2 separate regions of the Mus musculus genome follow, and region 1 is linked to region 2. A link is a loop called in an ENCODE intact Hi-C map of the cell type or tissue named here. Cell type or tissue: left cerebral cortex. All regions are shown on one strand. Region 1 overlaps Ddrgk1 (DDRGK domain containing 1). Region 2 overlaps 4930402H24Rik (RIKEN cDNA 4930402H24 gene).

What was found. Peaks named below come from ENCODE experiments on the same cell type or tissue, not always from the same donor. Only the 100,000 strongest peaks of a DNase experiment are listed, where the experiment ranks them.
Region 1: it touches region 2 in a loop (9-fold over the local background); 1 of 42 quality-filtered maps calls a loop at or near these places.

Annotation. Positions count from the first base shown.
Region 1 is chr2:130,654,257-130,659,256 of GRCm38, forward strand. It overlaps Ddrgk1 (DDRGK domain containing 1), which reads right to left. Exons shown (of 9, transcript NM_029832.2): 5 at 4,333-4,455; 6 at 4,044-4,082; 7 at 930-986; 8 at 406-454; 9 at 1-66. It overlaps Gm52563 (a long non-coding RNA gene), which reads left to right. Exons shown (of 3, transcript XR_003954061.1): 3 at 534-984. Among named protein-coding and RNA genes, the nearest start is that of Ddrgk1, 7.9 kb to the right of the region's middle. In left cerebral cortex, no CTCF peak of the experiment used is centred here; DNase peaks (open chromatin) are centred at 2,453, 3,452 and 4,460; H3K27ac peaks cover 4,837 bases.
Region 2 is chr2:130,736,507-130,741,506 of GRCm38, forward strand. It overlaps 4930402H24Rik (RIKEN cDNA 4930402H24 gene), which reads right to left. Exons shown (of 37, transcript NM_029432.2): 23 at 3,895-3,983; 24 at 2,865-2,963; 25 at 2,475-2,592; 26 at 873-961; 27 at 1-119. Among named protein-coding and RNA genes, the nearest start is that of Slc4a11, 41 kb to the left of the region's middle. In left cerebral cortex, CTCF peaks have their summits at 2,109 (motif pointing left) and 3,387; DNase peaks (open chromatin) are centred at 1,675 and 3,811; H3K27ac peaks cover 3,868 bases.

The DNA of each region.
Region 1 (5,000 bases), 82 kb before region 2:
AATTGGCCACGGCAGCCAGTTCCTCTGGGGTTATGTAGATAAACTTGCCCCGGTCGTCAATCACACCTGTGGGGACATGCACGTAGTAGGACTGAGTCCTCCTGGGCTTTCTCTACCTAACCTGAGAATTTCCATCTATTCCTTTATAACTGATCTCCTGTCAGCCTTCCTGGGTACATCAAAGCCCATGTGGGTGAGTTGCACAAATCCTTTCTTCCCATGCCTCACTCCAAAGCTAGGCGGAGGCTTCTAGGTCTTCCTTGTGACCAAGTCCAATTCCTAAGTGTCCCTCACTGCGTATCCCTCCTGCCCCGGAGAGGCCAGGCTGCCTTTGGAACAAGTCTGAGGCCTCTGTGCTCACTCAAGCCCCACAGGTCAGGGCCTGTTTGTAGGCTTGGCTCTCACCTGTTAGAGTCCCCTCCGTCAGCAGGTCCTGGATGCGGTTTATGGCGTCCTGTGAGGAAACCAAGTCTCAGAGCTCGTTTCGTGGTTCCCATACCCACAGACCCATCATTTCTCCTCTCTCTCCCTAGGGTGCTACTCCTGCTGTGGCTGTGGTTCTCCTAGGAGGGAGTCCTGACTGAAGGGGCTCTGATCATTGGAAATGCCAAGCCCCGACGGAAGCTCTCTTCCAGCCGGAAAAGGAATAGTGGAGATGTCCCATGGCAAGACAACCTCTGGCAAGAAGTAACTAGATTTGGGCTGCGCTGGTCACAGGACAGTATAGCACTTGACTTTCCTTTTTCTTTCCTGTTCTTTTCATCTCTGTAGAAATGCAGAATTCCTGGAGTGTAAAGAAATCCCTACACTCTGTTCACTCTTGGTTGGGGACAGTCTGAAAGGGCATCACAACTTACCATCTTCAGGCCAGCCTCCTACTCTCTACTGGCCACAGACCCTGTAGCTATATTCCATATTCTCAGGCTTACCTGAGTCCTTAGGCCCATCTGGAAAGCCAGATCTTCCAAAAGCACAACCTTGGACTTCTACAGATAAAAGGGAGAGGAGAGAGAGAGGCTGAGACCACTTGGCCAGCTCTATGACAGTGTGATGCCCTATCTTTAAAAAAAGGTGGAGGGCACCTAAGAAACAATATGCAGAGCTGTCTTCTGGATTCTACATTCACACACACACACACACACACACACACACACACACACACACACACACCATTTCTTTAAACCAACATTTTCTAATTAATTAATTAATTAATTAATTAATGTGTGTGTGTGTGTATGTGCAACAACACACATGTAGAGGGCTCAGAGGACAACTTCCAGAAGTTGGTTCTCTCTAATCACCATGTGAATCCAAGGACTAAACTCAGATCTTAAGGTTTGACATCAAGTATCTGTACCTGCTGAGCCATCTTGCCAGCCCAAAAGTTGGTCTTTTGTTTTCAAGTTTTTAAAAATAGAAAATGGTTACCTAAGCCAGGTGTTGTGGTGCATATCTGTAACCTCAGTATTTGACAGAAAGAGGCAGGAAGGTCAGGAGTTCAAGACTGTACATTCATACACATTTAAAGGAAAAAAGAAGAACTGCAGGAATGGTAAACAAGAGTCAGTACCTACCGCTGAGCTAAAAGCCTATCTGGTGAAACAGACATACACAGACCAGATGATAACAGGCCTGAGGTCTTTCACAAGGCCCAGAGACTTGTTTCTCTCTTGTGTTTGCCTCACATTCTTCTGCTTCGATCTCCACTGTCCTGAGAGGTGTACACTTCTTTTCACTCAGCCTCTTCACACTGTCTGAGGCATAACCCTCTCTCACCTGGAATGGCCAAATAACTATCACTAAGGCTGGCAAGATGGTTGCCAGGCAAGTGCTTTTGTGCTTCTGAGGACGTGAGTCCAATACCTAGAACTCACATAAAGAAGCTGGGTGTGGCTGGAAGTGGCAGTGCTCGAACTCAGGAGGCAGAGGCCGATGGATTGCTGAGAGCTCAAGACTAGCCTGGTCAATGGAGTGAGACCCTGTCTCAAAAGCAAGCAAGCAAGCAAGCAAGCAGCTGGGTGTGGCAGCACTGCGCACTTGGAACCTCACTGCTGGAAAGGTAGACAGGTAGTCTATTTGGCTCACTGGCCAGCTAGGATAGCCTGCATGGTGAGTCCCAGAACAGCAAAACAAAGTACATCACTCCTCCTTGCAAGAAAAAAAAGGTGGACAGTACCCAAGGAATAAACAATACCTGAAGGCCCCCAGATATGTATCTCTGTGCTCACCAGTACATGGGAGCACCCACACTATACAAACACACACAAAGCAGCCCTGTGAACAGTGACAGTGTTCTCCCTCTGTGGTCCTGGGCCGTGTCTCATGACTGCTCTTGCACTCTTAGTAGAAACTTTAGCTCCAAACAGCTCACACAAGGAGTCACAGCTGGGTCCACGCATGCATCTGCCCCCACCTTTGCCACATATAGCATACGATTTGAGAGAAGGCGGTCCTTCGCATTTCTGTGAATCTTCCACAGCAAATGAGCTGGGGGAGTAATGACATGGTGACACCTCCTCAGCTACATATGGCATGTGACTTGTTGGAATGCCAACCCGTATGTGCAAGCAGGGGTGCGGGGTTGGGGTGGAGGGTTGGGAAGGATACAATCAAGAGGCAGCCGGGCCAGGGAGTGGGCAAGCGCAAAATGATCTGGCCAGCAGCTTCTACCTGTGACATAAACCAGGCACTAGGCTCTCCGGAGTCCCCTTCTATGCTGCCTGGTTCCTGAGGATCTGGCCCGAGGCAATGTTAGAGTCAAAGTGTACCTGCACAAACATTCCTAGCCATGGTAGGAAGGAGAACAGACATCCTTACTGTTGACATGAAGTGGGTTGTGTGCAGAAACCCTCCTCCAGTTCTGAAAATCTGTCTCAAGGGTCAGATCCCTTGGCGTGAGGAAGGTGGATAGAGTGAATTTCAGAAGTCCTCTTTCTTCCTCCAAGCGTTTGGAGAAGACCAAGAGTAGACTCTCCAGGGAACCACCAAAGGCAAGAGCCAGAACTACCTAGGAACTTTCTTCTGGCCCCTGCAGAAATGAGGGTAAAATTGAAGTTGCCCCCTAAATCTACCTGGGAGGCCTTGTGAAGGAAGTATTTTAGACCTATGCTGCTTCCCACTCTACAGGTAGAGGCAGATAGTTCTCAACAACAGGACATTGTGAAGTCACGCTCAGAGCAGTGTGCCAGGGTGGAGTGTGGGCTTCATCAAAGGAGAAGGCTTACAACCTAATGGAAAAGGACCCTCTGGAAGATGCTATGGCTTCTCCCTCTCAGGGATTCTGGGCCCCAGACATGAGCCCAGTCCCTCACTGCTGCTGGGAGATATCTAAGCCCTGCTCTCTTTTAGGAGAGGTGGGGGAGGATTATGCAAGCCCCAGCTTCTTGGCAGCCCCTGGTACCACCCCCAGTATCGCCCCCGCTCCCTCTGCACTCCTTCCCTCAGCTGCCTCTGCACCTCTGAGCTGCACTTGAAAACCTCTCCCCTTCTCGCATCCTTTGTGGGAGACAAGTTGCTTAGCAGCAAACGGATCAGGATGTGCTTATGCAACCCAGAGCAGCATCCGGACAGCCTGTGGAGTGGCTGTGGATGGAGGGACACTGCCGACTGCTCAGGATTGCAATGGAAACACTATCCTACTTCTTCTTGAAGGCCCAAACTCCCAGTCAGGACCACAGAGCATTTGTTCCGATTCAGTGGAACCTCAGCGTGACAGAGCTGACAGAAAACACATGTGAATTGACTTCAAAACATGATGACTCATTGAGCGTGGGGTCTGAAGAGCAGAGGGACTGTCAGTCAAGTATTAGGAAGCTATTGGAGGCTCCCACGCAAACCTCTGTCCTTCTCTACCTTCCAGGTCTGAAGAAAAGGAACTTTCCTGGCCAAGAACCAGCAGCCAACCCTTCTGGACCCCATGCCCATGACCCAACATTGAATGAGATAGACACACCTGCTTGGTCCTGAGAACATATACAAAATATACATAGACGCACGCATACTCACCTGCAGGAAAAGATATCAGAATTCTCTGAGCCTCTTACCTTGATGTAATTGATGAATTCTGTCAGGAAGCTGTGAGACTGAAGGGCAGAGAAAGCAGTGAGTGCCACCCCTGGTTGGAGGCCTGCTCACCCCCGCATGCTGCCCGCCTGCAGCCTGTCTTCTGTTCCCACCCCATCACCTGCTTTCATAAGAGGTAAGGACCTACACTTACTGGCACTCGACTCGCTTCTCAGTACACAGTCCCAAGTGTCTAAGGTGGTGTGGACGGCCTCGGACTTAACACACACTACCCTCATGGCACAGATCTCCCAGGAGTGATGGGCCCACCTGCTCCTCAGTCATGGTTTCGCTAACACCTTCTTCTTCTACCACGAAGGCCTCCTTCAGTTTCAGGTACTCCTCGTGCTCCCGCCGGGCCTGCTCCTCCTGAGCCTTCCTCTCTTCCTCCTCCTGTGGACACAGAGGAAGAGGCAGGTATTTGGGGCAGCTGCCCACTCACATCTGTTCCTGTCTGCAGGATACAAGCTTATGCACTCCAGAGACGGTGCTTCTTCAAGACTTTCACCCTTTGGTCTCAAGCTAACCAACAGGCAGAGGCTCTCCTCATCCGCCCTATCATTGCCCAGGCCACGCTGCCCGGACCCTTCCCCTGTCCTCTTGCTCAGGAGATTTACTTAGGAAAAAAAATCTTGAAAACCTTGCCGCAACTTCTTCCTGGTCATGTCTAGGTCTGAACAAGCAGCAGATTCTATACCCTACCGGCTGGCACATAGTCAGCCCACTGTTTCCTACCAGCCACGCACACAGCCAGCTCACTGTAGTCTGGCTTCTGAATCACCTGAGAAGAGAGTCTCACTAAAGAACTGTTCTGACTGCCTTGCTTGATGCGGGAAGGTCCCCCTTCCCGTGGCAGCCCAGACCAAAACGGCAGATCAGAAGATTGCCTCGCCCCCGCTCAGGCAGTCTCTCTGCTCACCTCCCTCTCCCATGGAGGC
Region 2 (5,000 bases):
AAGCTGACTGGCGGGCAGAACGGTTCTGTTGGGCCTCCAGGGCACTGGAAAGGTATTTTTGGAAGTGGGCAGCATGGAAACATTCAGAGCTGTCCATGATTTGCCGGTATACCATCCATCTGGAAGCAGCAAAGGTAATCTAAGCATAAGGCTACATATGGCCCGGTCCTGAGAAGCCCTGTCACAGATGTAAATGTAACCCGTAGTCTCAAAGACATGCTGCCAATGACTATGGAGAGAGCTACTGTGGGACCACAGAAAAACAGAGAGGGAAGGCAAGAATTCAGACTGCTTTAGAGTTATTCTAAAATAACCAGGAATGGTGGCATGTGCCAATAATGCCAGCATTCAGAAGCTGAGTCAGCAGAGGACTGTCAGTCAATCTGAGGTCACTCTGGTTATCATCTCAGAGACACAGAGGCAAGGCTGGGAACAGGGAGCAGGAGAGGGAAAAGAGGGAGAAGAATGGAGGGGGAGGGAAGAGAAGGAAAAGGAGAGAGGGAGGGAGGGAGGGAGGTAGGTAGGGAGGGAGGGAGGATAAGAGACGCATACACAAATTGGATGTTTGGAAGATACAAGCAGAAAGATCAAGAATCCAAGGTCACCTTCAGCCACAGCTACAGCAAGTTCAAGGCTATCCCAAAGTAATAAAATTCTATCCCCCAAATAAAAAGAAAGCTTTCAGGACAAAACCCTAGGTGTGAGGATCTGGTTAACCTGTAAACACAGTCTACTAAATGAAGAGATAGTGGATGCCAGCTGTGTCAATAGCGTCATACTAAATGCCAGTAGAAGTCTAATGTTTCCCATCACCAGGGCAGGCCCAGGACAGGCTCTCTTTCCCCAAAGCAAATGTAGACCCCATTACTAACCTGCCATACTCCTTATGCAGAGTGATCAGGAAAGCACAGAGCTTGCTGGCATGACAGCCTGGGAGACCAGTTACAATGCTGATGACAACCTACAGGAAAGAAAGCCATGTGGGTTTCTAACTCAGCTGGGGACAAAGAAACCCAGGCCCAGAGCAAGGCTTTGTGGGTGTGAGCTTCAGCACCACTGCTCGGAGTTCAGAGCGAATGGCAAAGTCTGAGGTCCCCGGTAGTTTTCTCTCAGCTTGACAGGAGCGAGGGTCAAATGGGTAGCGGTGTCTCAATTGAAAAAATGTCTCCATCAGATTGGCGGGTAGGCAAATCTATGGGACATTTTCTTAACTGCAAATTGATAGAAGGCCCAGCTACTGGGGAGGTGCCAATTCTGGGCAGGTGGTCCTGGGTTCTATAAGAAAGCAGGCTGAGCAAGCCATGAGGAACAAGCCATTAAGCAGCACCCCTCCATGGCCTCTGTATCACTCTTGCCTTCAGGTTCCTGCTCTGACTTCCCTCAGTGGAGTGGGACCTGAGAGCTGAAAGCTGATTATTTTTGGTCCTGGTGTTTTATCACAGCACTAGAGACCAAGCTAAGACACCTACTGACCTTCCAGGGTAAGTGTGAGGATTTGTAACATTTATTTATGTAAAAAATAACCAAGTTTTCCCACAGCATCTGTCCCTGTTCCACTTCAGATCTAGAGCGTTTGGAGAGCCTAACTTGCTCCTGGTAAGGAAGACATGCGGGGAGACTGTTTTGTAACACATTTCTTAGAGAACAGAAAGGCAGTCTGGGAACAAACTGTCCCAGCGCTGTTGGTGTGGGGTGAGCAGGGGAGTTATGCTCAGGTGTTCCTGGGGGCTGCCTGTGCTGAGTCAGGCCTCCCCTGCATGATAAGCTCTCACAGCCTTTGCTAGAGGAAGAGAGGCGCGTTCCACCAGCACAGCATGCCAGCAGCTTTCCCTCAGGTAGATATTCTAAGGCCAGCTGCAGAATTTACTGAGCAAGGACGAGTAGCTGAGGACAAGAATCCTGCACTCCCAGGAGAACGGTTATTACAACAACAAAGCCCGGGGGAGGCCTGTCTCCTGGATGTTTTTCTTTCTCTTTTCAAAAAGTTTTGGGCTGGAGAGATGGCTCAGCAGTTAAGAACCTGACTATTCTTCCAGAGGTCCTGAGTTCAATTCCCAGCAACTATATGGTCGCTCACAACTACCAGTAAAGAGATAATGAGATCTGACGCCCTCTTCTGGTGTGTCTGAAGACAGCTACAATATACTTATATATTGAGCTTTAAATAAAAGTACCTGGCTGGGTGACTCTTAAGAAGCCTACACCCAGGGCTAGAGAAATGGGCCAGTGGTTCAGAGCACTGGCTGTTCTTCCAGAACAACTGGGTTTGATTCCTGGCACCCGCATCAGAGCCCACGTGAGTTATAACTCCAGTCACAGAGGTTTCTGGTTTCCAAGGGCACTGCACACACACATGGTGCTCGAATATCCAGGGAGGGGACACACTTATGGAAGGGCTCCCCCGTGCCCTGGTGACTGACACAGGCCTGCAGAGTATCCACTGTAAATCAGCACACACTTGGTCAACTCCTCACCTTGTCACTCTCTACTTCGTGAGCAGGGCTCATCTCAGGTTGCTGCAGCAGGCCCACAAGATGGGCTCGCATCACAGGCTCCTGACCAATGCTGCCGATGGCAAAATGCTGGAGAAACCTAGAAAAACAGAGACAACTGACACATCACTGTCACTAGCCTTGCTTGACATGTCCACTCACATTAGTAAAGTCTTGCCTAAGTGCTAAAACGTAACCCTTAGAGAGTTACTCTTTCTGTGATATGTAAGTGTATGTGGCAGGTGACTACCCTCTCCAGGCTTCTGTAAGAAGCTGGAATAAAAGCTCAGAAAGGATCAACACTGAGGTTGATCCAACTACATTTCAAAAGCACAAACAGTAAACATCTAGAGCCAGATGCATACAACTCACCGGTCCAGCTCAGGAAGTTTGCCTGAGAGCAGTTTTGGGGAGCTCCAGTCCTGGGCAGGAGGGCTCAGCGCACTGAAGAGCTTCTGTGCATTGGAGTGCCTAGATCAGCAAGGGCTGAGGTTAGCACTGCACCTCCCGCAGCAAACGCTCTGTACACAGCTGGTTCTGAGGCCTCCAAGCCAGAGTCGTACTGTACTGACTTAAAGCCTGGTGCCAGTGCAACTGGCCTGCCCGACTCAAGGCTGGCCTTGGTTGTTTTGTTTGTTTTTGACAAGGTCTTAGGTTTTAATTCTGAGTTATAGTGGTTTGAAAGAGATGTCGCCTAAAAGTCTTGGGCATCTGAATACTAAGTCCCCATTTGGTGGCTGTTGGGGAGAATAATGAAAGTGGTCTTGCTCGAGGAGGTGTGTCATCGCCCTCTCTGCTTCGTGTCTGTACTTTAAAGTGTGAGCTCTGAGCTGGTGTTCTAGCCACCTGCTGCCCAACTCCACCACTGGGGACGCTTATCCCTCTAGAATTGTAATCCCAAATAAATCTTTCCTTCTGTAAACTGACTTGGTCATGGTGTTATCACAGCATCAGAAACCTCGAAAAGACATCACTGGATTTCCTCCTCCCCCTCTACTCTTTTCCAGGGTCTCAAGTACCCTAGGCTAGCCTCCAACTGGTTACATAGCTGAGTATGATGTACCCTAGGCTAGCCTCCAACTGGTTACATAGCTGAGTATGACCTTGAGCTTCTGATCTTCCCGCCTCTACCTCTCAAGTACTGGGATGACAGGAATGTGCCACTATGCCACTTATGCATGCTAGGCAGGTGCTTTCCCAACTGAGCCACATCCTCAGCTTGGACTTCATCTGCCTGTCGCTCTGTTTCCTCAGCACACCTACCACCTCGCAGCAGTGACATGACTATAGGCCCTTTCAGAAGCCAGGACCCCTCTGTTACATAATGTTGAGTCACCCTGCAGAGAAAGCACACCCACAAAGCTTAGGGAATTCAGCACAAACACTGGGGACAGCCACTTACAATCTCTTTTGTTCCGCAGATAATCCATCCTCCTGGATCACTTTTAAAGAAAGCCCTGAGTTATCCTGCTGTTGCCAGGGAGAGAAGACCTAAACAAAACAGAATTTAAACAAAGAACACTTTAAAGCAATAACAGGATATGGAATCCACATGGGATCTGATGACTGCTGAAAATTGACACTGTCTGTGCAGAGAAAAAATCATCACAAACAAGTTTGCTTCAAAATGACACCGGAAAGCAATTCTGTTTAGTGTTTTTCAGATCCAGAAATGCCTCTCTGGGTTCCTGTCCTCAGAGACTATGACCTTCCACAAGTAGGAAGCCTGGAAGCGGTGTCAGGAACACTGCAGGCTGCACGAGCATGCTCCTCTCTAGTGACAGGACCAGAAGGCAGTGGTGCCTGAGGGACAGAGGACGCCTGAAGGATGCTTTAAAGGCTACGTCTAGTTTCCCAGGTGGACTGCATGCACAAGCAGGTGGCAGGCAGGACTGCCCAGCAGGAAGGGAGAGACACAGCCTGAGAGAAGTCTTCAGACGACAGTCCTTGTTCCTTTGTATTCTATGACTCTCCTGAAGAAGGGACGCTGCTCATGAGCTGACCCACATCCTTCAAGAAGTTCTACCAGTCAGGATCCTAGCCACTGTTCTGGCTTTGACTACGGTGTTGTCTCACCATTTAAAAAACAAATGGATTATCAAAACACCTGCAACACCTCCATTCCCACATCTTCAACATTGTTTTTAACCTTATTTTGTTGTTATTTATGCTTTTAGAGAGTGTCTCACATAACCCAGGCTGGCCTTGAACTCCATATCTATCTAAAGCTAGCCTTGAACTCTTGATCCTCCGGCCTTGGCTTCCTAGGATTAGAGGCTTGCACTACCACACCTGGCTTCAACTATCACTTTAATGACATCACCATTCTAATTAAAAAAACCAAACCCAAACATGTACAGTTATTTGCACAGGTGTTCTGCCTGTATGTTTGGTACCACATGTGTGTACTGCCCTCAGAGGCCAGAAAAGGCATTGGATCTCCTGGACTAGAGTAATGTAGATGGTTGTGAGCCACAGTGCGGGTGATGGAACTCAAACCACAGTCTC